Regions from separate parts of the Mus musculus genome. Here region 1 is linked to region 2. Evidence: chromatin loops called from intact Hi-C (ENCODE). Cell type or tissue: left cerebral cortex. All regions are shown on one strand. Links, peaks and the distances in the headings refer to the core of each region. The heading gives the core; the rest is flanking DNA.

Evidence for each region. Peaks named below come from ENCODE experiments on the same cell type or tissue, not always from the same donor. Only the 100,000 strongest peaks of a DNase experiment are listed, where the experiment ranks them.
Region 1: a loop joins it to region 2, with 2.8 times the contacts of the local background. A loop is called at or near these places in 2 of 42 quality-filtered maps.

Annotation. Positions count from the first base shown.
Region 1 is chr12:102,731,793-102,747,656 of GRCm38, forward strand. It overlaps Gm20604 (predicted gene 20604), which reads right to left. Exons shown (of 2, transcript NM_001142939.1): 2 at 8,038-11,602. The coding sequence ends at 11,580. Moap1 (modulator of apoptosis 1) reads right to left here and starts at 11,869. Exons shown (of 2, transcript NM_001142937.2): 1 at 11,751-11,869; 2 at 8,038-11,602. The coding sequence starts at 11,496. The coding sequence ends at 10,438. Tmem251 (transmembrane protein 251) reads left to right here and starts at 11,968. Exons shown (of 2, transcript NM_177140.4): 1 at 11,968-12,374; 2 at 12,808-13,614. The coding sequence starts at 12,295. The coding sequence ends at 13,219. Gm30296 (a long non-coding RNA gene) reads left to right here. Exons shown (of 4, transcript XR_001780676.2): 3 at 919-1,103; 4 at 2,058-2,144. In left cerebral cortex, for the core only: CTCF peaks have their summits at 8,670 (motif pointing right) and 11,856; DNase peaks (open chromatin) are centred at 8,694, 11,459, 11,915 and 12,421; H3K4me3 peaks cover 2,705 bases; H3K27ac peaks cover 2,207 bases.
Region 2 is chr12:101,968,640-101,984,503 of GRCm38, forward strand. Ndufb1 (NADH:ubiquinone oxidoreductase subunit B1) reads right to left here and starts at 7,099. Exons shown (of 3, transcript NM_001378525.1): 1 at 7,021-7,099; 2 at 854-998. The coding sequence starts at 990. Cpsf2 (cleavage and polyadenylation specific factor 2) reads left to right here and starts at 7,335. Exons shown (of 15, transcript NM_016856.3): 1 at 7,335-7,495; 2 at 13,275-13,456; 3 at 14,537-14,696; 4 at 14,781-14,886. The coding sequence starts at 13,308. In left cerebral cortex, for the core only: no CTCF peak of the experiment used is centred there; DNase peaks (open chromatin) are centred at 7,113, 7,362, 7,548 and 11,768; H3K4me3 peaks cover 2,445 bases; H3K27ac peaks cover 1,797 bases.

The sequences.
Region 1 (15,864 bases), core at 4,903-12,902, 760 kb after region 2:
ACTCCCACGACAACCGGATCTAGTTCATAGCACACCGTGCAGACTGTACTTGATAAGCAGCACCGCTTGGCATCCTTGGAGGACTGATTTGGACACACACACACACACACACACACACACACACACACGCGCGCACACACACGCGCACACACACACGCACACGCACATGCACAGAGGATCAGGCACCCACTGAGACACCTGTATTTGATTTCTTGGAACCCACACAGTGGAAGGATAGAACCAACTCTTGCAAACTGTCCTCTGATAACTTTAGGTGTACTGTACGGTGGCATGCACAAGAAGAGCATGCATGTACAGGCACAGGAACAGAAAACACATCTTTAAAAACTGTGGCTGAGGGCTGGAGAGATGGCTCAGCAGTTAAGAGCACTGACTGTTCTTCCAAAGGTCCTGAGTTCAATTCCCAGCAACCACATGGTGGCTCACAACCATCTGTAATGATCCAGTGTCCTCTTCTGGTGTGTCTGAAGACAGCTGCAGTATACTCACATACATTAAATAATTAAATCTTTTTAAAAAACTCATTAAAAAAAAGACCAACAACTGTGGCTGATGAGACTGCTCAGAGTTTAAGAGCAGCGCTGGTTGCTCTTCCAGAGGTCCTGAGTTCAATTCCCAGGAACTTCATGGTGGCTCACAACCATCTATCATGAGATCGATGCCCTCTTTTGGTGTGCCGGCATATATGCAGGCAGAGCACTATATATGTAATACATCTTTTTTTAAAATGTGTCTACACGGAGCAAAGCATGCATATATCCCCCCTTGCCATTGTTTCCTGAACAGTACAGTGTAACAACCATTTATATAACATTTACAGTGTATTAGGCACTATAAGTAATCAAAATGGTTTAATACCAGCAGTTCCTTACATGGTCTACTTTAAACCGTTTCTAGATTATGACCATTCCCTGAACTTGGAGCCTCATTTTTCTCAGCTGTTTCGGGATCCAGGAAATCCTGTGGATTCCCTTGTCTCTTCTGACAACCTTGCGATTACCACAGCAATCAAGACCACACCCAATTTGTTTCATGGGTTCTGACACTATATCTGGCCTATCATGTGTGTGCTGACCTCATAGGTAAGCAGCAAAGACTCTTTTTCTCCCTTCCTCCAGCCCCCAGCTCCGTAGACCAGGCTGGCCTCAAACTTACAGAGATCTGCCTGTCTCTGCCTCCCAAGAGCTGGGACTAAAAGTGTGCGCCCTCTCCCCTGAAGGAGCAAGCACTTTTAACTACTGGCCCATTTTTCCAATCCCAGACACATTTTTCCCCAAAATATCTTTGATTCTTAGAGTGTAGAGTTGTCAGACTTGGAAGCCAAGGCTAAAGAGGGTGGGAATGAGGGCTGGCTGCACTTCTCATGAGAGCCAGGGTTCAGTCTGATCTAATCAGTCTAGTTAAGAGCAAATAATGGAATTCTGGGACAGGCGTCATCTAAAACTATAAAATTCAGGAATGTCTTTCTCCTAAGAATAATTCTAAATTTGAGGCTTTGACCCTCAGAGCACAGATTGTACAGCCAGGGTAGCACTGTGAACTGCAGAAGCGTTCGCTCTGGCTCTCGGAATAACACCAAACACTATTGCAGTGCCTGGTTTCTCAGATTACTTTATCTCGGCCAATCTGTCTGCAAAATTGATAAGCCCAAAGTATCCTGCAGCCCAAGAACTTCCAGGACGACCTGCACATCCCAGCCAGCTGTGGTGCTCTGGCTGATGTGAGGCTATTATTTCTTTTAACCTGCTAGCGTGGCGCCACACTGTGGCCACACTGTGAATAGCACACAGCCCCACCAGGTTGTTTTAATTGCCTGCCTCTGTCTGCCTGCCTGCCTGCCTTCATCCCCTCCCTCCCTCCCTCCCTCCCTCCCTCCCTCCCTCCCTCCCTCCCTCCAACAAACGTTGTTTGAGGCTTTTTCTTTCTCATTCATTCATTCATTCATTCATTCATTCATTCATTCATTTTTGAGTGTATCCAAACTTGATTGTTTAACTTTTCTTGAGGTTATAACCCAGGGCACATTTCTTTTGTAGCCTGACAGTGTTCCTGAGCATACACAACCCCAGGAAGAAGCCACATACCTTGTGGTTGCCAGAAAAGGCCTGGAGAACATCAACTCCGGCAGGCTCTTGGATTCAGTAGAGGGCCTCCTGGGTGAGTGAGAGAGTTGCTGAATTTGTAGTGTGTTTCTTCCATGACAGAAACAAGCCTTCTTCCTAGGGCAGACTTGCATTTTCCCATGGGATGAACTTATTGGACATGAAACAAATTCTGAGGGGCCCGGGGGCACAGCACACTATTAAAGCATGTTTAGCCCTTAGAACACACCTCGGTCCAATCCCCAGTACTACCTTTAAAGAAAAAAATCAGGAGAAAAAAAAAAAAAAAGAAAGAGAAAGAGAAAACTGAAGAGCTAGTTTTTTGGGTTGCTATATTTTTTTCTATCAGATTTCAAGTTAAAAAGAAAAGAAAAAAAGACTAGTCGTTTCAGATGTACGCAGGTTTCTCTGAATCACTACACTTGACAATGCCTATGCACAGGATAGGTCTATGTCTTGTTTTCACAATCCATATGGATTGGGGCATATGAAAAGCCCTCTATCTGCAGATATGGCCACTGGGTATACTGTCTCCTGAGGAACATTTAATAGGAACTGCCCATTCTCCATTATGAAGCAAAAACAGCTCAGCCCTTTGGAATAAAAAGCCCCCTACTGTGTTGTAAGGAAACCCTGGTCACCCAGACAGTCCCAGCAGACACAATTTTGGGTGTTAGGATGTGGCGTGGCGTGAGCTGACTCAGAACAAATAGCTGGATGAGTGAAGAGCCTCACACAGCTTCAGGGTCTTGTAGCTGAGGCCTGTGACATCACTGACAAGCCACCCCCGAACACCCAGACTAGATTCTAACCCAAAGGAACTGAGTGAGCCTGAATGATTACAATTTAGGGGAGTTGGCAGGCTTGTATAACACATATGGCTTGTATACAGTTAGAGACGTACACAAGTATGAAAAAATGGTAAAGCAAGGTGCAGGGGATATAGCTGAGCAGCAGAGTGCTGGCCTAACATGCACAAGGCCCTGGGTTCAATGCCCACCACTGCAACAAATAACCAAACAAGAGTGGCATTGTGATGAAACTGGAGTAACCAGACCTACAAGGAGCACTAAGCTGGACTAGGAGAGTGTACATTTCAGTGGGAAGGTGGGAGCTGAAATCTAGACAATCGACTGCAGTGTCACGTGCCCTCTAAATCCATGGGCACAGCCAGGAAGAATGCAGCGTACAGGCTGGCATCCGCCCATGTCTAACCAGGGTCTTACAGGCTGGCATCTGCCCATGTCTAACCAGGGGCTGAGCCACTCGGGTGGGGAAAATCCTCAAAGGTCAGGGGTTGTTCTTAGGAGGACAGCAAGTGTCCAGCAGAGTTCCTGGAAGATGGGAACACCTATCCCTTCAGCTGCCCTGGTCTGCACGAAGCTCAAAAGGACCAGGTAGTTCCCCAGGCTGGACCTGCTCTGGGAGGAATCCTGGGCAGCTGGCCTGGCCACTCCCTAAAAGTTGTGTGTGTGAATAACTCTTAACAAAACTTAAGAGAAAAGAAATGTCTTTTCATATTTTATCTCTTGTTTCATTTGCTTTATCTGTTCAACCTCTGCAACATTACACAAATAGGAAGTCTTCACTGAAACAAAGCAGAAATATATAACATTTTTATTTTCTGACAGGGTCTCACTATGTAACCTCCGCTGATCTGGAACTTGCTGTGTAGACCAGAGATCTATTCTGCTCTGACTGGTCTGGATCTAGCCAGTGCTCTGTATCATTTTAGTGGTGATTAAATGCATAGCTTTGGAAAGGTGGGCACTCCTATGATTCCCTCTCCAGTGATTGGTGGCATCTGTGCTTGTTATGTGCATGTAAGGACTTAATGGGTGTGAACAATTTTACTTATGTTTTAAACTTTACAGAGAAGTCACAGAGCCAGTGCAGAGTTCCTGCATACTCACTTCCCTTCCCTTGATGAGACAGGCTGACTCTATGACAGGCTTCAAACTGGCAGTTCAAGAGATTAGGCCTGAAAACCCAGGCTTGAGGCAGCTAGTCAGAAACTGCCGTCTGTCACCTGGCCTGAAGCAAGGACAATGGGTCGGCAACAGTTTCCGGCTCCCATGCCCCATAATGGTTTTGGAATGTCTCTAAGAGATAGAACAAGATAAGATCACCTATTCCAGAATTCCCATAATATGCCTTCAAGCTCAATCGGGTGTTTATCTTGGTAATGGGAGACCCCAGCATGCTGGACTTCTGCAGCATAAAACACTTTTTGTGTTTACATACTATTTGACTCCAGGGTACCTTACACCCTACCATTACTTTAGGGCTGTGCATTTGTGCCATCTGAAGAAAAAACATGGCACAGTGCTAGTTAGTGCTATACAGAATGCTGGTTAGGCTTTTGTGAACTTGACACAGCTGGAGTCATCTGGGAAGAGGGAACCTCCAGAGAGAAGATGCCCCCTTGAGTTTGGCCTATAGGCCAGTCTGTAGGGGCAGTTTTATGACTGATAATTAATGAAGACCCAGCCCATTGTGGTGTCACCCCTGAACAGGTGGCCCTCTGGGTTGTATAAAAATGCAAGCTAAGCCAGTCATGGAAAGCAAGCTAGAAAAGCGGCCTTCTTCTGTGGGTTCTGCTTTATTACTTAAAAAAAAAAATGATTTATTTTATGTATAGACACACCAGAAGAGGGCATCAGATCCCATTGCAGATGGTTGTGAGCCACCATGTGGTTGCTGGGAATTGAACTCAGGACCTCTGGAAGAACAGTCAGTGCTCTTAACTACTGAGCCATCTCTTCAGCCTGAGTTTTTCAGTCCTTGAAGAAAATGTTTTCAATTGGGCTTCTATGGTGTATTTCTCCTAATTAGCCTGGCTTTATCCCATTGCACCTGGGGTCCAGACGGCTTCACAGTGACACCATTGATGCTAATGTGGCATCTGCCAGGTCTTTCCAAGGAAAGTTATTCCTGTCCCTTTCCACAAGCTCATCCTTAGAAAGATGTCACCAAGGTGAGCCTACCTGCAAAGGGAAAAGGAAGCAGCATGACAAATGCTGCTTCCGGGGTGGCTTAAATGGCAGACATCTCCCAAGGGCTCCGCATGCGCACTTGTTCCGCAGATGGTGGCACTCTCTGGAGGAATACTGGGGAACTTTGCTCACTGGGACCTATTTTGAGAGTTTATAGCCTTACCCCCCTTCCAGTTAGCTTTCCAGGCTTCCTGAATGATAAACTGTGACCAGCCAGCTTCCTGATCTGGCAGCCTGATGTCATAGCCTTCCTGCCATCATGGACTTTGCCCCTGGAACGGTAAGCCAAAACAAAACAAAATCAACAACAAAAAAACAATATAAGAAACAAACAAGCCGGGCGTGGTGGCGCACGCCTTTGATCCCAGCACTCTGGAGGCAGGGGCAGGTGGATTTCTGAGTTCAGTTTGAGGCCAGCCTGGTGTACAAAGTGAGTTCCAGGACAGCCAGAGCTACACAGAGAAACCCTGTCTGGAAAAAAAACCAAAAAAAAAAAAAAAAAAAAAAAAGGAAACAAAACAAAACCAAACCAAAAACTGGGCAGTGGTAGTATACATCTTTGATCCCAGCTCTTGAGAGGTAGAGGCAGGCAAATCTCTGTAAATTCGAGGCTAGCCTGGTGTACAGAAAGAGCAAGTTCCAGGACAGCCAGGGCTACTCAGAGAAACCCTGTCTTCAAAACAAAACAAAACAAAACAAACAAGAAAACAGAGCCCTAAACAAAAAACAAACAAACAAAAAAGCCCTCTTTCTTTCAACACAGGAGCAGAAAGTAACTTACACAGTTCCTAGAGGGTAAAGCAGCCACATGAATTATCTGACATTCTTCTGTAAAGATTCATCTTTTCTCCCATATTTATTCAATCGTTATTTACATCGACATCAACTCCCAGGAATTTACTTTGGGTTAGAACTAACACTATGGTGCTTACTCTGTGGCTGTGAGGAAGCTCTTCCCGGAAGTCCCCTGGCTATGGAAATACCACCTTCTTTTCATTTCTTTGAGAGTTTCTTTCTTTCTTTTTTTTTTAAAGATTTATTTATTATTATATGTAAGTACACTGTAGCTGTCTTCAGACACACCAGAAGAGGGAGTCAGATCTTGTTACAGATGGTTGTGAGCCACCATGTGGTTGCTGGGATTTGAACTCTGGACCTTCGGAAGAGCAGCCATCTCACCAGCCCCCGAGAGTTTCTTTCTTAAACAAAAAGAAATTCCCCTTCAAGTCCTAGTATGTCAATGTGACATTTTAGTGCCATTGTTTCAACATGGCTGTTTAAAGGGCGCATATGTGCTTTTATTATTTTCAATTTATAAACCAATAAAAAAATCCTTTTAGTTTCCTCAATTACATAGTATTCACCAGATGCATGCAGAAGACCATAAGAAAAGCTGACTGTGGGCTGGAGAGGTGGCTCAGCAGGTAAGAGGATTTGCTGCAGCAGGTAGAGGACCCTTCTGAGCACGTTCATGGCTGCAAATAATCTTGTGTAACTCCAGTTCCAGAGTTACATGATTTTCTTATGGCTTTTGTGCATGGAAGCAAACATTTATATTATCTAGAATTGATTTTTAATTTTTTTTTTATTTTTTGGTTTTTTGAGACAGGGTTTCTCTGTGTAGCCCTGGCTGTCTTGGAACTCACTCTGTAGACCAGGCTGGCCTCGAACTCAGAAATCCGCCTGCCTCTGCCTCCCGAGTGCTGGGATTAAAGGCATGCGCCACCACTGCCCGGTGGCACTGAATCTTCTTGAACCTTAAGCTTCCTGTCTGTAGAATGGACACTGTTTTTTTGTTTTTGTATTTTTTTTGACAGGCTCCTGTGAGAAGTTAACAAGCTAACCTAGAACAGCTTAAGAACAAGGGACTCTGGGGGCCAAGGAAATGATGGCTCAACAGTGAAGGGCATTTACTGTTCTTGCACAGGTTCTGGGTTCGGTTTCTAGCATTCATATGATGACTCACACCGGTCTGACTCCTGCCTCAGGGGAATCCACCACTCTCTGTTCTGGCTTCCACAGGCACTGCATGAATATGATGCGCACACATACCCACCTAATATTAAAAACAAATCAATCTTTATGACGATCAAGGACTGGCAATGGACAGGCTCGATGTAAATCCTGGCCTGTCACTTTGATAAAGGAGACCGTGGGAACACTCATCAGGAATTAAACATTATTAGAGCTTGGCTAAAATCACTGCTAATAAGTTGTTCTTCTTTCAAAACTGTAAGCACTCCTGCTGACGGGGCAATTTGACTTCTCAATCACCAGCTGCTGGACTTACCCACTGTTGGCTGCTTTGAGCAAGCGGGCTGTCAAAAGCCAGCCAGCTATCTGTATGACATCACTGTTTGGAACACTGTGTGAACACCTTGAAACGACACAACTGCAGCTCCCCAAGGCACAGCCTCTGCCAGGCCTAAGTCAGCTTCTACTAGATGTTTGCTAGCACAACGTCAGTGAATCCTAGATGACCTTGCAACCATTTTCAAGGAAGGAGAGTTTGTCTGATAGCTTAGCAGTGACTGCGATGCTAGTGTTCAGACAAGGCTGTGATTGGTGCAAACACAATTCTTCATTTACATATAAGTTTTTCTCAAAGTGGCACAAACACCCTTCCTTAGCCTTCATAGGCTGTTGAGCTCACTTTGTCAGCTAGGAGATAACCTCTTTTTTTTTTTAAATTTATTTATTTATTGTATTTACTATATGTAAGTACACTGTAGCTGTCTTCAGACACTCCAGAAGAGGCATCCAATTTCGTTAAGGATGGTTGTGAGCCACCATATGGTTGCTGGGATTTGAACTCAGGACCTTTGGAAGAGCAGTCACACTCTTAACCCCTGAGCCATCTCACCAGCCCCAGGAGATAACCTCTTGTGCTGCCTCCCCAATAAAAGATTCTCTCCAGTAGTGTTTCCTTGCCATTTTTTAAAAAGATTTATTTTATTTATGAGTACACTGTAACTGTTTTCAGTCACACCAGAAGGCAGCATCAGATCCCATTACAGATGGTTGTGAGCCACCATGTGGTTGCTGGGATTTGAACTCAGGACCTCTGGAAGAGCAGTCGGTGCTCTTACCCGAGGAGCCACCTCTCCAGCCCTCCTTTCCTATTTCTAGCTTACTTCTTAGTTGTGAGGCTAAGATGGCAATATAAAGCCAGGAGAGTGGCAGCAACAGCAGACAGTGGAGTGGCAGGCAGAGCTGGAAAATGGCTGTGTGGCTGGCTGTTGTGACAACCGAAGAGGCAGAGATAAAGGAGAGAAGGCTGTAAAGAGCTGGAAATGAAAACCAGCAGGCCCTTGTCACTGGAGGTTTCAGAGAGCTTCTGTGATTTTTACAAGTCTCAGACACCCCGAGACCTGTACGATTTAACACTGGCAAGGCGAAGGAATAATAACTTCCCAAGTCTATACAACAGCTATAATACTTGTAATGAGGTCTACCCAATAACTTAGTATTTTAGAGCAAAGGGTGGGGTTACTAGAGGCTTCCACAAGATCTATAATGCTTAATTAAGGGTCTAGCATCCTAGGCCCCTAGAGCTATAACACTAGGTGGCACTCTTCTCCACCTGTCTGTTGCCACCACTGCCAAATGTTATGGGATATATATATATATATATGCGTCAAAGACCAGCACCTAAAGATCTCTGAGCCTATGATCTACCCAGAATAAAAAGACCTGGAGCCAGGGGCTAGCCACATTACTACCTGTAAAACCACAGACAAGTTATTTTTCTGTGCCTCATCTTATTCATAAAATGGGAGGTGGGAAGAGACAGCTTCTTCTTCAGCTAGTACTTAGTCGCTGGCCAAGGATACATCCAATGTCAGCCATTAATACTGAGTCTGAATAAACCTTCAAAGCAGGGATTATCCTGTCGAGTTTACCCCCTCAGCTTAGGGTCTCACATACAGAAGAGGCGTGGCATTTATTAATGCTTGTGTGTCTATACAAAATGTAAAGTTTCTCACCGAGGCAGCAAATGAGTGACCTGCAGGACAGTGCATAATGTATCTTAAGCCACTATACAAACATGAGCAGAATCACAGCTCTCAAGAGTCCACATGCCATTCTGCAGTGGAGAACATAAGGAAACTTTCCATGTATTCCTAACTCAGAGTAATCTATCACACTCCCAAGACTACATGTACACACGGTGACAGTCTGGCCTTGATTCTTTGTGTAGTTCCCTCCCTTAGTAGAGAGAACAGCAGCTTTGCAAGAACCAGAACAGCTCTCATTACTGCCTGCTTCGTCTTGGGCATACATCCATTTCCCAGGTGATCTTAGTTTCCCTGTATGTAGTTTTCTCTTTGGAGGTAGGGCCTCCCTCTGTAGTTCTGGCTGGCCTTGAGAGGCCAGTCTTCCTGACTTTGGCTTTACTTGTTAAGCACTGGGGTTATAGGTGTGTAGCACCAGGGTTGGAAAAACACAAACCTTCATCTTCCCTTTCTCCCTCAAAATTCAATATTGATGGGCCTACTACTCGCCACAATCTGTTTATAGTCTGGTTCCTGTCAAACAAGCAAGTTCCTATCCCCTAGGTGCCAAGAGTTCAAAGAACTAAGTCTGTAATTTCAGTGGCTTTCAGATTCACACTATAAAAACTTTTGTTCAGCCTAGTGTAGTTGTGCAGGCCTTTAATTCCAGCACTCAGGAGGCACATTTCTGAGTTTGAGACTACCCTGGGTCTATAGAGTGGGTTCCAGCACAGCTAAAGCTGCACAGAGAAACTGTCTTAAAAACAAAGCCAAAAAATTATTTTCCTTCAAATGTAGTATTACAATGTATACAAAGATCAAATATTTTATTATCATTTCTTTATTACTCCAAGAAAATGATATTTAGAAGCAGACGTTTTGGCAACATATCAGATAGTCACAAACCTAAAACTAGTTGTAGAACTGACCACAGCATTCAGTTGTGCTTTTTGATTGCACAGAATCGATAACTGATTTTAATAAAAGAAACTAAATATCTTAACCAGCCTTGGCTCAGGGTCTTCAGCATAAATGTGGGCAACACCTGAAAACTATTGATAACTGATAGCACCATCACATATGACTATTAAACATGCATATAAACTTTTGACTTGCTGGGACACTGTACTAGCAGAATGGTCTTTTGATTTAAATAATTATCAGTGTAGAATGACATCATTTTTATCAGTAAAACATTGGGGAGACATTCAGTAAACAACACGACAAAGGGCGAGTTACTTTGGCAGCATAAAGAGTGGATGGGCTGATCTCTGCAATGAGCTCTTCCATCTTGTTCTGCTCATGACAGCCTTGGGTCTTGGGTCAAGTGCAATAGCCTTCTAATTCGGCCTGAAGGAGGACCTCTTCTTCTTCGGCCTCCTTATCTTTTATCAGTGTCAGCAACTGCAGTAAGCCTGGGGCTGGGCTACCCTCCGGCAGCCCAAGCTCTCTTCGAACTGATTTGTGGACTGCCCCAGCAATGACTTGGTCTAGACGGGCCTGATTCACAACTTCTTTCTCAATTGCTCCTTTCTGAACCAGTTTCTGCAATAAAGGCTCCAACCTTAGAACATAGGCAGACAGCTTTTCATCAGTCTTCTGATAAGTAGTAAGGTATTTGACCTGCAATGCTCTAGGATTATCAATAATCCCAAATATTGTCTCAAGCGTCTTCAGGCATTCTGCAACTGTAATGAAGGGGTTGTTTATCTTGAGGACTCGAATAATTTCAAATGCTGGACCTCTAAGGCTCTCTATCAACCGCCTTCTTTTCTCTACATCTGACACCTGCCATGTTTTCATTACTTGGGAAGTATGAAACATCCAAGATTCAAATTCTTCCTCACCTGGTCCTGGAGGATCCCTGCCTGAGAACACACTCAGCTTTTTGTACCTCAGATACTGCAGGGTAGGCTTAAGGGCCTCATTTAATGCCTGTGCTAACATGGGTGCTCGAATTTCAGGGATCATTATGCCCGGGTCTAGGCCGAGAGGGTCATTCCGATTCCCAAGAACTCTGGTTAATTCACCCATCGTCATGCCCTCCCCCTTTAAAAACTCATTTAATCTGCACAAAAAGTCACTATCAGTATCAGGAGGCTTAAAGATCACTCTCCAGACACCTCCTTTTGCAGGTATTTCCTTGGGGACCAGGGCACTGCCAGTCTCTACTGTAAGCCCAATCAGGGCTACATTCTTGTTCTCATCCCTCCTGAACATCCTCCCAAGCAGTCTGTGTTCCCCTAAGGGAGCAAGGCCAGCCTGCAGGGCCTCCTCTATGTCTGCCACTCCGCAGGTCGGAGGGATGCCGGCAACCAATAGTGCTTTCCGAGGATTCATATCCATCCCTCTGCACCAGTCTTCTAGAAGTCTCAGTGTCATGGTGCTCAGAGTATTTAAATTCTAATTCGACCAGGGCGCCGCCGCCGCCGCCGCCGCTTACAGTGATGTGCGTGCTCGTCTCTTTAACACGCAGAGGTCCGGGAGCCTGAGAAAACAGAGCATCCACGTTAAGTTAACCGTGTCTGACTCCCGAGCAGTTCCTCCGCCCACCCGCCACAGGCGCTTAGAAACGAACGCCATCAGGATCACCTGCCCGTAGATACATCGCTTGGGTCCCGGAGAGGACGTCTGACCTTTGCGGGGTTTAGGAGAGACCCGGGCTCCCCGCGCCCGCCTCCCGGCCGAGGGCAGAAGAACGACCGCAGCAAACGCCTCAGGGAACAGACAACCGCCTCTGGAGGCGGCGCGAAGCTGACAGCCTGACGTCATGAGAGGCCGGCGCGCGTTTCCGGCCCTAGACGGAAGCTCTGAATGCGGCGGTATCCGGGACTGCGAGCGGGCGGGCCACTCAGGACAGGAAGGTGAGACCCGGGGCTGCTCGGCTTGGCTGTCAGGCTGGCCCGGCGTCCGGCCGGGAGCCGAGCTCGGGCCTCTGCAGGCCAAGCCTGGCGCCACTGCCCAGCTCAGCTCGGCGGCGGGTGCAGTGGGGGGCGGGCCCGGCATCTCCAGGTGGTTCCCCCCGCCTGGGGCTCCGGAGGGCGACGGGGCCCGCCGCCGCCGCGTGACCAGCCGTAGTCACGCTGAGCTTAATCACTACTAGCTCGTGCTCCCGCCGCCGCGCTCACCTTCTTCAGCTGCGCGACCCAGAGGGTTTCTCTTAAGGTGGCTTGTTCTGAAATGCCAAAGGCACCTGACTGTTCAGAACTGAGTGACTCTTGCTCGCTTGCAGGGGGAACAGGAAGATTTTCGGGACCACTGTAAGTGTTTGAAAGAGTTACCGTCTTAACTTGGGGACTCCGACGTTGGTTTAACGAGTAGAACTCAACCCAGTGCCCACGTCTGAAATAGTGTTAAGCCAGAAAGCATTTCAACTGTCAAGAGCAACGTCCTGTGGGGAAACTAGATGTTTCATTATCTGAAACGAAGGTGTACTGGGTCTACTCAAGCAAGAAGTGATGATTCATTCACTCTGGGGTTCACATAAATAACAGCACTCAGTAGACACTGAAACCAGTATTTTTATGTGCTTACAACTGTTATATAAAACCACCTGTAAGCTGTTTACAGCTGTTAAATCTTAAAATGCTCGTGCTTTTCAGAACTCTTGAATTTAAATCATGTGCACTTGGAATAGTTGCCATGGCAACATTATTAGACCTTAACAATAATTTTTCTGTGTTTGCATTGAAGGCACAGAGCATGGAGAATGATGAACTTCCGTCAGCGGATGGGATGGATTGGAGTGGGACTGTATTTGCTAGCAAGTGCAGCAGCGTTTTATTATGTTTTTGAAATCAATGAGACTTACAACAGGTTGGCTTTGGAACACATTCTGCAGCACCCTGAGGAGCCTCGGGAAGGAACCACATGGACACACTCCTTGAAAGCTCGGTTACTTTCCCTGCCCTTTTGGTTGTGGACAATTATTTTCTTGATTCCGTACTTACAGATGTTTTTGTTCCTTTATTCTTGTACGAGAGCGGATCCCAAAACAGTGGGCTACTGTATTATCCCCATATGCTTGGCAGTTATCTGCAATCGTCATCAGGCATTTGTCAAGGCTTCTAATCAGATCAGCAGACTACAACTGATTGACACATAACACCCATCACCGGTTTCCCTTATTGTAAGACTGCCAGCACTGTATAGTGGCTGACCACAAGACTGCAGTTTCTTCACAGGTCTCAGGAAGTTGTGGTGGAACGAGACTTAAAAAGTGACAAGAGGACTGACTACTTTATCTGAATAATGACTTTTTAGGTAAAGCCTGAAATATAGTACTACACAATCATGTTGATGACTTCAGAGTTTGGAAGTAAAATAGTGGCTTGTAACCTGCAGTCTTTAGAAACTTGAATAAGCGCCTGAATTTTTTTATTTCTATTCTATGTGCAACATAGTATGATTCAGAAATTTTTCCATTGGGGAAAATATTTCCATTGTGTTAAATGTAAAAAGGTCTGACCATGATCATAAAATTTAAATTTTATACAATTACTTTGCTTGCTTTAAAAATTTTCAGACTAAGACACTAATCCTGCTTTCAGTTTACATGGAATTGGTAGAAAATTAATGAGATGGCTATCACCTTTCTGTTTTTTTCGGGGGAGGTGGGTAGGTAGGGGAGAGTGCTGGGGATAGAATCTAAGCCTTTGTGCTTTTCAAGACAGTTACTCAGTGTGCCCTGGCTGTCCTGGAACTTGCCCTGTAGATCAGGCTGGCTTCAAATTCTTGCCTGCCCCTGCCTCCCCAACAGCTGGGATTAAAGGTTTGTGCCACCACCAACCCATTGCTTTTTGTACTTTTACCACTGAATTACATTTCCAGCCATGATGATGGCTATTTAGATACACAGAATTTGTTCTTTTCTTTTTGGGTAATGGCTATCTAAACCACTAATCTATAGTTCTTTGAAAAACTATGTAGGAACTGAACAGATGAAATGGTTGAAGTCTAGAAATAACACAGACACCAGGTGTACCAGCACAGATCACTGAAGAGATATTGTTCCTTTCCTGGGTGAAATCAGGGTATCCAGTGGTAGTAGTACTAACACATTTCACACCATTTTAATAACCATGGCTTTTGAGTCATTGCTTTAGAGCTACAACAACAACCTTATGAATGAGAGCAGCACTTTAGCCTGATGCAGTTCCTCACCACTGACACAACATCCCATGCTGTGTACAAACATCAACTATTTACCTGTGTATACTGACTCATACCAAAAATGAAAATGAGTTTTAGTGAAGGTTTTTTTTTTTCCCAAATTGTACCATCTGGGAGCTTTTTGTGGTGCTAAAGATCAAACTGACATCCTCGAACATACAAGCCAACTCTTAACTACTGTGTTGTATAACCCTAGTCCTAAAGTTTCTCAGCAACCTCACTAACTGCTGTATTTGAACAGAGAGGCTAAAATTCCATGGCAAAATTTAATCTTTTTTGGTTGTATCTCAAAAGCATCAGAATCTACTTTATGAACTCCTGGTGGTGGACCATGCCCTTGATCATGCTAGCACTTGAGAGGCAGAGAGACGAATCTCTGAGCTGGAGGCCAGCCTGGTCTACATGAAAAGTTCCAGGACAGCCAGAGCTACAAAGACAGACCCTGTCCCCCAAAAAACCCCCCATAAGACAAAAACCAAAACCCACAAACTCAAAAACCAACTCAGTTTAGTTGCTGAAATAACACATCTTTTGCTATAATATATTCAGTATTTCAGGGAAACAGTTTGACAAAACTACTTCTGTGAATCAGGTGCATCTTTTGAGTGCTTTTAATATGCATGCTGCAGAAATGTTTTAGAAGTATTCTTCACCAACTCTTTACTCCCAATACCAAGGCAGCTGTTGCTACTGGGACAAGTGCCATTTTACAAGACTGAAGTATTCAGGAATTAATAACCTGTCCATGGACAGGGTAAGTAACTGGAAAAGCCAAGCTAAGAGCCATAGGCAGGGTATGGTGGCACATTCCTGTAATCTAGCATTCAGGGGCAGATGCAGGTGGATCTCTGTAAATCTAGTCTATGTAGTGAGTGCTAGTACAGTCAGCTACATAGGGAAACCCTGCCTGAAAACAACAGTAAAAAATCAGATGAAGTAAGATTTGAACCCAGGATATCTATCTGGCTTCAGATTCCATCTCTGTACTTAAGGAAAAATGATTAATTAATGATAATTAGTATGGAAGTAGTAGCAATTTATTTTTATTTTTGTCAAGACAGGGTTTCTCTGTGTAGCGCTGGCTAACCTGGAACTTGCTCTGTAGACCAGGTTGGCTTTGAACTCAAAGACCCAACTGCTTTTGCAGGGATTAAAGGCATTTCCAGATATAATTTATTAATGGTTAGTTTACAAGGTTAATCTGCTCTTTAAAAAAAAAATCACATTCCCTTATCTCTGTTTGTACAAATGTTAAGTTGGGTGCCATAGTGTATATATGGAGGGCAGAGGACAACCATGAACATGTTTTCTCAGGTGCTATCCATTTAGATTTTGGAGACAGGGTCTTTCTTACTGGCCTGGGGCTTACCAATTCTCCAAGGATCCCAGTTTCCACTGGACCAAATTGCTTAGCTCCCTCCAATCCCCTTTAAAAAACAAACAAAAATATGTGTCCTTGCAAACAAACAATTCTTCAAACTTTACCAGCCGTGCCATTGTCATTTTATTTACAACCCTACCTGAAATGAAACAATCGCATTGAAGTTTTTTCACTGAAATACTTGAGTGCAGGCACAG
Region 2 (15,864 bases), core at 3,845-11,844:
GCTATACCAACTGGCAGATGGCTACACTATCTGTCTTCTTAGCCATGTTAGGCTCAGGCAAGCTGGTGGGTATTACCACTCAGTCACCATATGTGAAGCACATTGTTTATTTCAGCTGCATCAAATCAGTAAAGAGGAACATATATGGAAGTGAGTATGATAGGCTTGGGGTAGCTGGCTTGAATTTTGTTTCTACGCTAAAATACACTCTTTAAGTTTTAAAATGTCTGACTTTCTAGAAGGGAGCACGACAAGGGGAGGCCTCAAGGAAATGGGCAGCAATAAAGGGTAATTTTAAAAACAGACAAAAGATTGTGTGTCTTCTGTCATATGCAGGATCTAGATGTAAATATATGTGACATGAAACAGAAGAGACTCTATTTGGAGAGGAAGGGAGCCAGTGACAGGGAATGAAAAGTACAAATATGCGCATGTACGAAGAGGCCATGAGGGTGCAGGAAAATGGCTCAGTAGTCATGAGAGCTCTCAGATGACATCCACACTGGGGAGGCTCATAACTATCTGTAGCTACAGCTCCAGTGGATCTGATCCCCTCTTCTGGCCGATAAGGGCACCCACATACAACATGTGACACACACACAAATAATTTTAAAGTCATTTTTATATATTAGGTGAAAATTAATAAAAGAAAAAAATGAAACTTTCAAAGATCTGAAATGGCTAGATCATAAACTAAAAATTGTTTGCACTACAGAGGTAATCATAGTTTCATCCAACGATTAAATAACAAACCTGAAGTATCACTTGACTGTTAACCATTAGAGTAGGAAAAAAACCCACTTCTTTGTTTGGAACAAAAGAGACAGAACTCCCCAAAGGTGCATGAACTAACCTTTGAAATAGCATGCTCTTATTCCTGAAGGCAGTTAGCTTTTCATCATCCTTTCTGTCTAGATAACATCCAAAGACAAATCCCGCAGGGACAAGTATATGAACCCAGTGCTCACGTAGAAGCTGAAATAAGGTCATCTTGACTGCTAAAACAGAAAACAAAACAAAACAAACAAAAAACCAACCTTAAATACAAAGTACAACAGTCTTTGAAATACTGAAATAAGTGGTAGGCAGGGATCACGATGGCCGGGCACAATGCACAGCAGAGGGAGACAAAGGTGGAAGAAAAGTGGATGTAATCAACGAGAGCTGTACGAACAGGGATTATGTTAATATGTACAATTAACGTGTTAATAAGTACACTTTGGTTTGGAGATTATTTATTTATTATTTATTTATAGACAGCTTGATTTGACTACAGCTATATTCTGGAACCACAATGTGGTTGAGGCTGACCTCGAACCTTCAGCAGAAGCTCCTGGCTGCCTTCCTAGTACTCAGATTACAAGTGAAAACCACCGCACCTGGCTTAAAACAAGCCATCTTTTAAACTGCATCTGAAATAGGAAGCTAGCTGTGGACATGAGGCTTGTTAAAAGCCTCTTTAGGTTTGCTTGGCATCAGAAAGTAATTAAAACCTAACTAAAACCTGGCAGTGGTGGCGCACACCTTTAATCCCAGCACTCCGGATGCAGAGACAGGAAGATCTCTGAGTTTGAGGCCAGCCTGGTCTACAGATTGAATTCCAGGACAGCCAGAGCTACACAGAGAAATTCTGTGTCAAAAAACAAAACAAACAAAAATTCATTAAGATTAGATGATAATGGTTACTATAAAATTCTCTGTTCTCGGGGCAGTGTGATGGCTTTTTGGATGAAGGCACTTATTGCCAAGTCTGACTGAGTTTGCTTTCCAGAACCCACATACATGACTGAGGCAGAGAACCACTCCCACAGGTTGTACGCTGACCCTCATGTTTGCATGCACATACGCGCGCGCGCGCGCGCGCACACACACACACACACACACACACACAACATAATAAAAAATTATACTGCATTGCACTATTTATGAAATCTTATTTCTTACTTCATCAGTGATTTGATATGCTGTAGAACCAAGAAATGGAAATTTTTAAATTTACCTACAAAAACAGAATTTGTACTTTGCATTACTTCAGAACTTTCATATGTGTAATCTATTTGCAGATGTTCTCATGCAATGCAAATTTAATATTTTAGTAGTGGACTTTTTAAGTAAAGAAAAATTTATTGAAAATTATTTTCTGTAGGATAAAAACATTGAAAAGAACACAATATCACAAGATTCAAAAATTACTATAAAAGAAAAAGGGAAAGAGAATGTATAGATTGGGTACTAGATACTAAGTTATCATATTTCTATATAGAATGTGGAGTAACTTTTATCATCCTCATTTTATACGGATACGAACTTGTGGCTGAAGAGATAGATGGCTTAGTGGTTAAGGCATTTGTTCTTTCAGAGGACGTAGATCTGTTCTCAGTACTTACACACAGTTCACAACCATCCATAACTTTAATTCCTGAGGACCCCAAGACTTCTAACTTCCAAGGGCAGCAGGCTCAAATGTGGTGTACATACACATACATCCATGCAGTCAAAACAGGCATACACATAAAATGCATTTAAAAAGCAACAGCTTAACTCAAATAGCTATTGATTGCAAGCTGCTGTTAAAATTCAGGTCTCTCACAACGCCACCTGTATCACAGCACACTTCCCCTCCTTTTGAGACATTTCTGGTGCTTTTTACCTTTTTTTTTTTAAGATTTATTTATTTCATGTATATGAGTACACTGTAGCTGTCTTCAGACACACCAGAAGAGGGCATTGGATCCTATTATAGATGGCAAGGAAGTAAAAAATAGCAACTGTGTACTGAGTTCAATAAAAACATCACCAATTTCCTGTTACGATTTGTATACACAGATGAGAAACAAAACCACATCCACATGTGAATGAATATGTCACATACAGTGGTTGAGAGGACATGTCAACCTTAGGAGAAGCAACACACTACTGCCAGCAAGAGTGCTTAGCTTAATCTGTGCTCATAGATCACATTCTTGCTCTACCTGAGCGGGTCCATATACTAACACAGTTCTAATTATTTCTCAAATTTTTAAGAATCTAGTTCCTAAAGTCAGTGTTAGACTATAACCATTAAGTTAAAAGTTGCAGTTACTATAAAGTTCATATTATGTAATACTCCACATAGCAAACTTCTGTTTGAACATCACCTATCTCTAAAAATTATTATGTAGTACACGAAGAGATAAATATATACTTACAATTTAGTCATCTGTTAGTTATGTTGTAGTCTGTTGCCTAGTTACGGCTGGAATTCTCAACCTTAACTACACATCAGTACCACCTGGGAAGCCCTTTTTAAACTGGAGAATCTGGCTTTACCTCCAAGATGAGGCTGGACTAACAGAACCATTACTACTAGAATTCTGAGAGATTGGTTTGACCTGGCTCTGTTCAGGAGAGAGATGAGTTAGGACTATGGGGCTCTTGCCACACATAGGCCCTTCCAGACACTACAACTCACCCACTGATTTGAATACAAATGCTTCTTGGAGATTTAAACGTAAGTAAAGCCAATCTTACTTCATTTCCTATAAGACAGTTGTTCTCTTCCCTTTTATTAAGTAGCATCACTTAAAGTATTTCTTGACATGTTAACCAAGAGCTCACCAAGTGATCTGATTACCTTTATAATCTTGAGCCAGTCAAGTGTGGAGATGGTAAAGGAAGTTACTTTTAATAGCACTCAACTCTAAAATACTTACTAGTCAATGTCTGTGTTCAGGAGACTGTGTTGGAGTTTGGCAAACTCAGTGGCCACCTACACTTTCTGCCCTTATTGCAAACTTAAGGGCCAGAAAGATGACTCAGCAAGTAAAGGCAAGGCCATCAAGTCTAAGGACCCACACTTGATTCCTAGCACTCACATGATGGAAGGAGAGCTGACACTTGAGAGCTGTCTGCTACCCTCTGCACCAGCAAGTGTGCTGTGGCGTGAAAATTCATGCACGCCAGGCGGTGGTAGGGCACACCTTTAATCCCAGTACTTGGGAGGCAGAGGCAGGCGGATTTCTGAGTTCGAGGCCAGCCTGGTCTACAGAGTGAGTTCCAGGACAGCCAGGGCTACACAGAGAAACCCTGTCTTGAAAAAAAACAAAAAACAAAAAAGAAAATGCATGCCCAAACACACAAATGTTTAAAAAAAAAAAAAAAAAGTCCTTAGCTTCCTTGTTTATACAGCTGTTAAGACAGCATTTTTGCACTAACAAGTACTTGAGGATTCCCAGCTCATAGCAGTTTAAAATAAGCTCACAGCTACCTGTAGGCTATGAGTCATTACTATTGGCATAGATGGGTTTGGTCTGGTTTTACTTAGAAAAGAAGAAAAGAGGGAAGCCTTATGGGCCTCTTGCCACACATGGACTTCTACAGACTGGAGGTATAATGACAATGGTACTAAGAAACAGATGCTTCACAGAATTCACAGCCATCATGAAGGAGTATCATCCATAGGAGAAACCCTTAGTCCCAGAGAGGCACCTCATATTTCAGTAGCTCCTCAACTGGCTTGGGAAGCAATGCAGTGAACATCATCTACAGAGATGTCTTTCTGCAAGGACATGAGCAGGGAGGGCAAAAGTGGACATCTGTGAGTCAGAATGATTCACCAGAAAATGGGTAAGAGGGGAACTAGAGCGAGGGTCTTGGTCATGGACCTAAATCCATAGAGCTTCATCTAGTGAGGACCAGGACAAGCTGCACTTCAGGTTTGGTGTGGGTGAGCTAAGAATGTTACCAATAGGACAGGGCCAACTAACTGCTTAAGGACTATACTCCTGGCGGGTGCTTATGAGAGCACATATTAATAGTCTCTTTTATTAACGTTTTGTACGTGTGTGTGTGTGTGTGTGTGTGTGTGTGTGTGTGTGTGCACGCGCGCGTGCCTGTGCATATGCGTACAGGAACCCAAGATGGCCAAAGGTATCACAGCCCTTTGGAACTGGAGTTGTGAGCCACCCAACATGTGAGCTGTGAGTGGAGAGCTGGGAACCAAACTCAGATCCTCTGGAAAGGCAGCAAGCACTGTGAACCCCTGAGCCCAGCCATCTCTCTAGCTCTAGGTGCCTTTCTGCATGTGGGGCCATAAGAAGAATTTTGTTTTTATTTCAGAAATAAAATATAGCATTATTGCTTTGCTTTTCAAGAGTGTTTCTTTGTAGCCCTGGCTGTCCTGGATCTCACAGGAATCTGCTTGCTTCTGCCTCCCCTGTGCACCACTGCCTGGTACTGTGGTATTTTTAAAAAAAGAATTGGGAGGCTGGGCAGTGGTGGTGCACTAAGAAGGCAGAAGCAGGAGGATCTCTGAGTTCAAGGCCAGCCTGGGCTACACAGAGAAACTGTGTCAAGAAAAAGAGGGGGGGGGAGGCAGACAGAAGGGGGTGAGAGAAGGAGGGAAGCAGCCTTGGCTTTGAAAAGCACACACCGTATCAGAGCCACACACTCTGTCTTGTCATTTATTTTTATTTTATTTTATTTTTTTAATTTTATTTTTTGGTTTTTCGAGACAGGATTTCTCTGTATAGCCCTGGCTGTCCTGGAACTCACTTTGTAGACCAGGCTGGCCTCGAACTCAGAAATCCGCCTGCCTCTGCCTCCCGAGTGCTGGGATTAAAGGCGTGTGCCACCATGCCCGGCTTGGTCATTTATTTTTTTAATATTAAAGTGATCCAATTTTTTTTTTTTTTTTGGGCAAGCTTTTAACAAGAACTGAATCTTTTGTTTGTTTGTTTTGTATTTGTTTTTTGAGACAGTCTTACTGTGAAGCTCTGGCTTACTATCCCTCTGCCTCATCCTCAAAAGTAGTTGGAGTTACAGATGTAGGCCACATGGACGAGGCGTTTCTGCGTCATAGCTAATTCATATACTCCTCACCACAGACTGCAGATTTAAGTAACCATGTCTCAAGATTGGGGCTTTTTTTTTTTTTCAGATGAAGAAATCCAAATTTAGTTGTGGCAAAGTAACTTGCTTTAAGTATAGGGTAAAGAGTCAGGATTAGCATAGTCCCCAGACAATCTGTATCCTGATCAGGCTTAAGCTCTTTTGTTCTACTCTCTCTCCTGTGTACGGAGGTAAACAGTTAAATAACTCCTCCTCTCTTTTCTTCTTTGCAGAGCCTCTCTCTCTCTCTCTCTCTCTCTCTCTCTCTCTCTCTCTCTCTCTCTCCATGTGTGTGTGTGTGAGACTTTTTAAAAACAAAAAACAACTAACCCCACATCCCACATATTTCTTAATATTTTTCTCTAACACAAGGTATTTCCCTTAAATACCACCTGCCTCTGCTTTCCAAGTGCTGGGATTAAAGTTTCTTTCCCTTTTCAAGAATAACAGACACTGCTGTGAGTCTTATTTTGCTGAGTCTTCTATCTGGATTCATGCTGGAAACATGTAGACTTTTTTTGTTGTTTTGTTTTTCAAGACAGGGGTTCTCTTTAAAGCCCTGGCTGCCCTGGAACTCACTCTGTAGACCAGCCTGGCCTTGAACTCAGAAATCCACCTGCCTCTGCTTTCCAAGTGCTGGGATTAAAGGCATGCGCCACCACCACTGCAGGCACATGTAGACTTTTTAAGAGATAATACCTTGTGTTGGACTGGACCCCACAGTTCTTTATAATTATTACAAAGTGTCACCTAAGATATGGAATGGATGGAGCAAAACCGAAACCGTTGAGATCATAACACGGACTGGAAACCAAGCAGAAAGCCTTGTTTTTAAAAGGCAAATGGCTACGTGCGGGTTTCACAATCAGGAGAGTTGGACGAGGAGACAGACGCCTGGGCGACCGCGCCCCGCTTCTGGATAGGAGCTGCATTCCCTATTGTGGGCTCAAGAGTCGGATCCTTGAGAACCCTTCCGAGTCCCCCGAGAGCCAGGCCATCAGATCGTCCCCAGAGCAGTCTTTGTAAAAGGCGTGGGGCGGGCAGCGCGCAGGGGTCACCGAAGGCGACCCTGTTTCCCCTCCATGCGAGCGTTCCCCAGAACCCTCCCGCCCGCATCACCACCACGGGTGGCGCCGGGGTCCCCAGACCCACCTTCAGCCTGGTGACAAGGCGACCAAGGACAGCCGCAGGGAGCTAGGCCACTGGCGCCGGCGGAAGCCGTGACCTAAGGAGCTGCCACTCGCCGCGCCAGCCCTGATGAGAGGGGGTGGCGTCGGCAAACCGGCGCTTCTCTCTCCCTTCTCACGCGCGAATCCCGTACATCTTAAGCTGTGAATGATCGCGACACGTTTTGAATAAGACGTGGATCCAGGCTGACAAGGTTTGCGAGCTTTTGCGCTGTCCTCTTCCCTGACCCGGTTCGTCACCACCCCTACAGATGGTGTCGCCCGGGTCGTCCCCGCCTCAGCCGCTCTGCTCAGGCCCAAGATGGCGGCCACCACACAGGGGCTCCTGCCGGCTGCTCTCCGCCGCTGAGCGCGCGCTAGCTCTGCTCGCTCTCCGACCTGCGTTCCACTAGGGGTTGGGAAGGGCGGCGGACGGTGCCGGGGGGAGATTGGCCTGGCAGGTGAGGACGGGAGACGGAAAGGAGCCTTCGGGTTGGGAGGAGGCCCTCAAGGGGATGGGTTCCCGCGTCGGCCCGGTGTCGCCCGGACGCGCTCCCGCGGTTTCGGTTGTGACAGTCTCCGTGGTTCCTGGAACAAGCGTTCCGCAAGGGGGAAGAGAAGTGACTTTTCCCCGGGCTGAAACCTCGGGGTGTTGGGGCGCGCCTATGCTTCCTCCTTGCCCTCCCTCCTGTCTAGTTCCTCTGAGCTTTCATCAGCTGGAGCTAAAAGTTAATCCGCGTCCAGCCTGGGCTCTTTCCCCTTGTACCGCCGTACTCCCCAAGCCTCCCCATCTCTGCCTTTCCCATCTTGGGCTCAGAGAACACGAGGCCAGCAGGTGCCTTCGTAGCTCCTTAATTCCAAAGACCCTTGAGAGGCTCATGCCACGCCTTGATAGAATTAACTTCTCTCGGCGCTACCACAATCACCACGTTTCCCAAGATCCCATTCCTAGTTTCCTTGCTTACGTACTTTTCAGGAAACCAGAAGTCAGGCCATATCCAGCCCCAGTACTCTGGCCCCTGTGACAAGGAGAACTTAAGCATCATCTATGCCTACTTTTCTACCCTTTAATTTTACGATTCCTTTGCCCCTTTCAAAGCCTTTCTTTACCTGAACGATTAAAGAGAGACTTCTCCCACTGTGAGCCCCAGGACTAGTCCAGATCCGTCTTTGCGTATTTCTCATTAGTTGACCTCAGCGTGAACGATCATTCTTGAGAAAGCAAGTATCTGGTATATATTCGAGATGAAGCAGAGGTAGTCGAAGTCACTGCCCTGGGGGAATTCCCGATATGGTGGGTTCAGTGCGTTCAGCACATTTATTTCTATTGCTTCGAGCACTGTGCTTGGTTTGGGAGATGCAAAGATGATCGCTTTTGGACACAATCATCATCCCTTGGCAAACACTCCTCCTGCCTCCTTTGTGCTAAGTAATGAAGCTTTACCTGGGGACAATGAAAAGCTTGCACCTGAGCCAGATCAAGAGGAATTTGCTAAGCCTGGGAGAACAAAGTTATTCCTGGGTGCAGAAGAGGGATTAAAAACTTGAGAAGGCTGAGCACTGTTGGGGAGATTTTTAACAAATCAAAAACTGGAAGAGTGGTTGGTGCAGACTGAAGGTGCAGATTAGGTCGGCTTGTGAGTGGTCTTGGAGCTTGTCTTGCATTTAGTCAGCAGGAAGCTGGTGCACACTTGGCAGGGAGTGGGCAGGAGGTATTTATGTCTTAGGATGATCTGGCATATAAGGCTATGCAGGACCAACCTGAGATAAGAAAACTAGATGCAGTGTCAGCCATTCAGGTAAGGCAACAAGAACCTTCGCTGAGGCAGGAGAAGAACCACCTGAAGAAATGAAGCAAATGCCACCTACATAGGGTTCCACCTGTGACTGCCAGTTTACTGGTAGTGGGTGAATGGTTTTTAGTCTGCGAAACTTGATGGTTGGTAATACCATTGAAATCGGTCTGAGACATGGACATAAAAAGAGGGTGGTGCCAACTTTGCTCTTACGCAGTGGCAAAACCACAACGTTCCCCAGCCCAAAGCATTATTTGGGAGTCTAGACCTCTGCTATTACAGTGGCCACATGCAGTATTGAGCGCTTGAAATGAGGTTGGCTTGAATGGGAATGAACTGGAAAGTACACGCCGAACACAGTGCAAAAACCCTGGAAACTGACTCATTAAATGACGACCTGCTGAAGTGATGATTTGACACCGTTAAAACACCAGGCCTTACCTCTTTTTGCTGTAAATGTGGCTGGGAAATTTTTAAATTACATCTGTGGCTCACATTAGTCTAGACTAATAATGGAAGAAGGATGAGAAAGGAGGAAACTTTGAGCCAGACCTTGAGAGAATAGTAAACTGGTTTCAGGCAGCTCCTGCTTCCTCCTCACCTCGCTCCCTGTAAAAACATTCAGTTACTTGTTTTTACTTGTTTTTATTTTTCCCTCTTAGGGCAGTAGATACCTTTAAAGGTTGTTTTGTGTGTGTGTGTGTGTGTGTGTGTGTGTGTGTAGGCACACATCTACCACAGCAGACAAATGAAGGCCACAGAGACAGCTTGGTGGAGTGGGCACTCTTCTTCCATCACGTGGGTGCAGAGGATTGAACTCAGGGTTAAGTTAACCACTGAGCATCTTGCCAGCCCTTCCTTCAAAGACTTGAACAAGGGATAGTGTTTGCAGGGATGTTTTAGATTATTCTGGCAGGAGTGTTTCCACTGAGATAAAGAGGGGGAAAGCTGCCGAGAATGAAATGGCGAAACCCAAATGTAAGGTAATGAGGCCTGCCATTCAGGTATCGGCAGTAAGAACAGATGGGAGATAGTATACGTGCAAGGTGTTCTGAGGGAGAAGCAATCAGGAATTGATAGGAGATGGTCCCAGAAAATAAAGGGAAGACTTTCAGCCTTGGTTACTTGACTAATAACCCATTAATTGATAAGGAATTAAAAAAGACATTTGAGACAAAAAAAAATTTTAGTCTTAGCATCAGTGAAGTGGAGAGGTGTTTTGAGTGTAAATGAGCAATTTCCCCTTTTCTATGTTTGTGTTTTTTCTGTTGGTGTTCAGTCATGCACATCTGCCTATTTTCCATCAGCACAGTTGCCTGTATTATGCCTTCTTCCTACTTTTTTTTAAGGCATTTTTTGCCTTCTTCCTACTTAAAAAAATGAATTTTTAAATGCCTCTGCATCGCCTACAGAACTAGGTCCAGGGTATCCAGGGCCCTTCTGCAGGGCCTCTGCTGCTCACTTGGTCAGTCTGTCTGTCTGTCTTTCTATGGAAGCATGCCAGGCTGAATTTTTCACTGATACCTCCTAGCTTTGTGGGTTTCGTCTTAGCTGATGTTATTCCAGTCTTTTGAATGTTTTCTCTCCTTCTGCCCTGACTGTATAAATCTTTAATAAGTAATCTTAGTTCCTTCAATAACAGAAGCACTTGAGAATTTTTAAGATTCACTTACTGAGTAGTGTATATATAAGCAGATTATAACCAATTTGGCCCATAATTACTTATGTTTTATCCCTTTTGTAAATTTAACTCCTTACAATTTATGTATCTCTTTTCTTTTAGATTTTTTTATTTTATGCATATGAGTTTTTGCTTGTATTGTTGTAGTTCGTCAAAAGACCCTCACTCACAAGGACCGCAGAGACCACCATTGCTGTAACCGCATGAGGATTTTTATTATTCCAACATGTTGGGGATTCCCCTCTTAGCACGCAGGCCAGAGGAGAGACCCAGAACAAAAAAAAAAAAAAAAAAAAAAACACACACACACACACTTGTCATAACTTTGTAAGGGCCGGATATAGGCACCAGGGTAGTTTGACTTATTTTAATTGGTGTAGTCAATAACCTTTTTAGACATTGGTTGGTTTGTATACGGTGACTCTCATTTTGTCTGTCCTTGAGGTTTTTAGTGTGAGGCGGGGCAGGGGCATTGTTAATCTTGTTTTGGAAGCTTAGTCATTTTGACGGTTAAAACTATGTTTCTATGTTTGTTTAGTCAGCCAGCTTCTTTATCTGGCTCTGTACTTGGCCTGCTAGGACAGTCTGGAAAGTCCTTTTGAAGGGGGAAGGTACTAGGTGGTCTTGAATTCATTTTTGATATTACAGTATGTATACATGTGTAACACATACATGTTTGGTGCCTTTGGAGTCTAGGGCTTTGGATCCCCAGGAACTGAAGTTATAGATGATTGTGAACCACCATGTAGAGACTGGGAAGTGAACCCAGGTCCTCTATAAAAAAAGCAGGTGCTCTTAACCTCTGAGTCCTTTCTCCCACCCCGTTTTTTAAAATGGAACCTATAGGGCCAGGCATAATTGTACATGCCTGGAATCCTAGCATTTTAGAGGCTGAGGCAGGAGGTTAAAGAATCTGAGGCCATTTGTGCTATATTGTCAGCCAAAAGGACTTCACAGTGAAAACTTGTCTAAAAAAGCAAGCACTTCTTCTGTTGCTCATGATGCCTTAGAGAAAGACAGAAATTAAAACACCAAAGTTATAGCTGGAAGTATATTGTTGTATTTGTTTAGCTGTGTTACTGGGATCTTACACTTTCTCCCTTCCAGTCCTCTTCCACCCTAGTCCCTTCCAACGCCTTCCCCCACCTCCACCCCCAAACACTAGGTAGGAGAGAAAGAAGGTAGGAGGGGAAAGACGACATAGACCTTCTAAGACTACTTCCTGTTGATTAGGGGTATTGGGTTCCTTGGCACAAATCCAGCATTGTGGTCAGGCTATCTCCAACTTCTCCCTTTGCTCAGGACCACTTGACAAACTACAACAACAAGAACCATCAGTAAGCCACTGTAGGCCTTGTCAAGTAGGCCTTCTCGGGGCTCTCCTGAGTCCCCAAAATATCAAATGTAAACTATCTGCAGCTGGCAAAGATCACGCCCCTGCTAGTACACTCAACAAATGATAATCGCCCCCCTGGGAAGCAGCCTCTTGAGCTACACCCAGGATTAAAACAAAAACATATTCAAATGACATAACTGCCTTTAAAAAAAAATTCTCACTATAGACGTAAATTACATTCACGAGACTTTTTTTAAAGGTTTATAAAAAACTTATAAATTTGTGTTTTGTCATATCTTCGGGTGAAATATCAGTAGGTAATGAATCTGGAAAAGATACAGACTTACCATAAAAGATACTTTTCATCTGTTAAAGTTTGGGTCTTTCTGTAAACGTTAATGTGAATTCATCCAGTTCTTTGCAAGCACTTTGATTCCATCATTAAAGTGAGAGCTAAAGTAGATGATTCAGTTGGGCATTTAGCTCAGTGCTAGCACACTTGTTTAACATACATGGGACCCCAGGTTTGTGTTCAAAACAAAATAGAAGACATTTTTGAGGAATATTGCCTAGATTCTCTGCAAAATTATATTTATGAACATTGTTACGGAGTAAAAAAGTAATCAACAAGAGAGAGTTGGATCAGCTAAATGTAGACCCTGCATTACCTGCTGAGCCATCTCACTTTTACCAAAAGCTTCATCCCACAAGTTTAACCACAAGACTGTTAATCTTACTGGAAAATGTATAGTAGGTGTCCCCACATACAGTTTTTGTTTTGAGAATTGCAGACATAAGATACTGTCAAAATCATTGGAAATATTAAGATAGTTTCAGTCGCTTACAGTGTCGCACAAGTATTAACATTAAGCTTCCTGAAAACCATGTTTCTATGAATGTATACATTTTGCTTGTGTGTTAAGGACTGCAGGAGAAAGGAAGATATCTGGTTTCTAATCTGATTCTCTGGAGAGTGTATGCATGACCTCTTGTTTAGAGGGAAAAACAAACCATGCCAACTTATCGTGCAGCTAAAGGAAAAACTGATTGGCCTTGGAAAACAAGTTCTTAACTCACTGCCACTTAGTACTGAGCAATATGGATGGTGTAGTCTATGCTTTAGATAATCTCCACATTACATGGACTCCTCCATCCTGTGTAAATGTATATCACTGCTAATGTTGTATGGACTGGAGTCCCCAGGTGAGGAGAAGTTAGTTAACTTGCCCTGGATCCTGTAGGAGTGGATTGACATCTGGATCAGTGATTCCAAAGTCCAGTACACAGGCCTGCCCTGGGCGAACGGAATGGATTTAGCTTGCTAACTTTTAATCAGAGCCTGGAATTTCTGTGTACTTAAAAATTTGAAATAACCTGCCTGTTATGTGGACTGCACTTTTATGTTTAATTATATTTTTATTTGCCAGGCCCTTTTAGCTACCCATTACTGGACCAGAAAGATGACATCTATCATCAAGTTAACCACCCTCTCTGGGGTTCAAGAAGAGTCCGCTCTTTGCTATCTTCTCCAGGTTGATGAGTTTAGGTTTTTGTTGGACTGTGGCTGGGATGAACACTTCTCTGTGGACATTATTGATTCCCTGAGGAAGTAAGTAACAGTTCAGACTTCTAAGGTTTATTAAATCAGCTTTAAAAACTCCTCAGCTGGGCAGTGGTGGCGCATGCCTTTAATCCCAGCACTAGGGAGGCAGAGGCAGGCAGATCTCTGAGTTCAAGGCCAGCCTGGTCTACAGTGCAAGTTCCAGGTATCCAGAGTTACACAAGAAAAACCAGGTCTCAAAAAAAAAAAAAAAAAAAAAAAAAACCCAGACCCTACCCTCAAGTTTTTTTCTACACTTTCATGACATCATTTGATGTTATATACTGTTGCTATCATTAATTTAATAAGTTTTATTTATGACAAAAACTTAAATTATGGCCATTGTAATTTACAAAGTTTTGATTAGCTGATAAATTATGTTTTTGTAATACAGCAAAACCTTATTGTTACTTTGCTAGTGGACCAGAGAAAGTGTGCTCTTTAATTTTTGGAAAGAGCAGGAGTCTCAAAGCCTGAGGAGAGGGACACTTCCCTGAGAAAGCTCTGTCCTCCCATCACATGACCTCACTTTCTGTGTCTCCATATTCAACATTGTGACTTGATTCATGTACCCACCTGATACAAATGTCAGAGGGGAAAGTCAGTTACATTTGCAGCATTATTACTATTAGTGAACGAAAAAGAAGAGCTTGAAGCCAAAAAGAAAAAACACATCTCTAAGGCATCTCCTTTATTCCTGTTGTCCCTGAGGATGTGTCCTTCCCTGGCTAATGGTATTTCTGCAACTGGCATTTCATTTTTGTCACCAAGTTAGAAAGCAAAGTCAGTAACAACTATGTCATATAAATGCTGCCCCTTTAACACTTAATAGTGTACGTGATAACCATTTAAAATCAACTTATATGTGCTGTCTATATTTTCCTTTTTAAGTGTTTTAGTGCGCATCTGATATCATAACAGTAGAAATTTCAATTCATGGGGATGGGGAAGGGGGAGTCATTGCATTAGCCCTTGGGTTTGCTCTTCGACCTTAGCATAGCCTTGAGTTTAGAATGGGTGAATCATGATGGTGGCTCTGCCCATTCTGCTCAAAGAACTGACCGGGCTGCCTCCTGGTTGTATTCACAGGCATGTTCACCAGATCGATGCAGTGCTCCTGTCTCATCCTGATCCACTCCACCTCGGTGCCCTCCCATTCGCCGTGGGGAAGCTGGGTCTAAACTGTGCCATCTATGCAACAATTCCTGTGTATAAAATGGGCCAGATGTTCATGTACGACCTCTATCAGGTAATGGGAACAGTTATAAGAGAGGCGTTTGTGTCCCACTCGTGGTCATTTTTAATCATTTAATTTGGCTTGTTTTTCTTTTAGTCTCGACACAATACAGAAGATTTTACCCTCTTTACATTGGATGATGTGGATGCAGCCTTTGACAAAATACAGCAGCTGAAGTTCTCTCAGATTGTGAACCTGAAAGGTAACGTCGTAAACTTGCGGACAAATGGCGTGGAAGCTTTGTTGTTCCTTTTTCCTGACTTTGTGTTTTTAGCTTTTTAGTTTTTACAGTCCCAGGAGATCCAACCAGAGCCTCACTCATGCTGGGCAAGGAATCTCCCACGTAGCTGCATCATAACAAGCTTAGACAACGGAGTTGTCTTAGCCTTCTGAAAAGTGCTGAAAGGAGTTCACAACAAACATCACAGGCAGTGGGGGATCGAAAGAAAAAGTAGCATTTCTTCCTAGAACTTCCACTTGAATTTCACATTATTTCACACTAAATACTGACAAAATATTACCAGCTTAGGGTCCTCATATCTGGGTGGGAAACAGTGCTTAAAAAGAGCTGCTGTGTCTGGATCCTCCTGGGAACTTATGGTTAGGTTCAGGAGACAGACTGACTCAGAGCCCGAAATGTAGCACCTAAAGCAAATTAAATACTTGAGCGGCAGAACAGAAAACTTATTATTTAATAAGGTATTATTTTATTAAGTACCAAATCTGCATCCAGGAAGCCTGTGACAGATTTTCTTTTTCATCTTCTTTTTCCCCCCTCGCTTTCTCCCTCTTGTTCTGGCCCTGCTTTTTATTTGTTTCTCATTACGGATGGTTGTGAGCCACCGTGTGGTTGCTGGGATTTGAACTAATGACCTCTGGAAGAGTAGTTGGTGCTTTTAACCGCTGAGCCATCTCACCAGCCCTGATAGGTTTTCTTAAACATTCCAGCATTAAATACATGGCACAGTAGCTGGTATGGTGGTTCATGCCTGTAATCCCAATGCTTAGGAGGCTAAGAGAAGGATCATGAGTTCAAGGCCTATCTAGGATATATAGCAGGTTCAAGATCCTGGGCTGTATGCAGTGAAACCCTATCAAAAAAACAAACAAAAAACAAAATGGGGGCTGGAGAAATGGCTCAGCGGTTAAGAGCACTGGCTGCTCTTCCAGAAGACCTGGG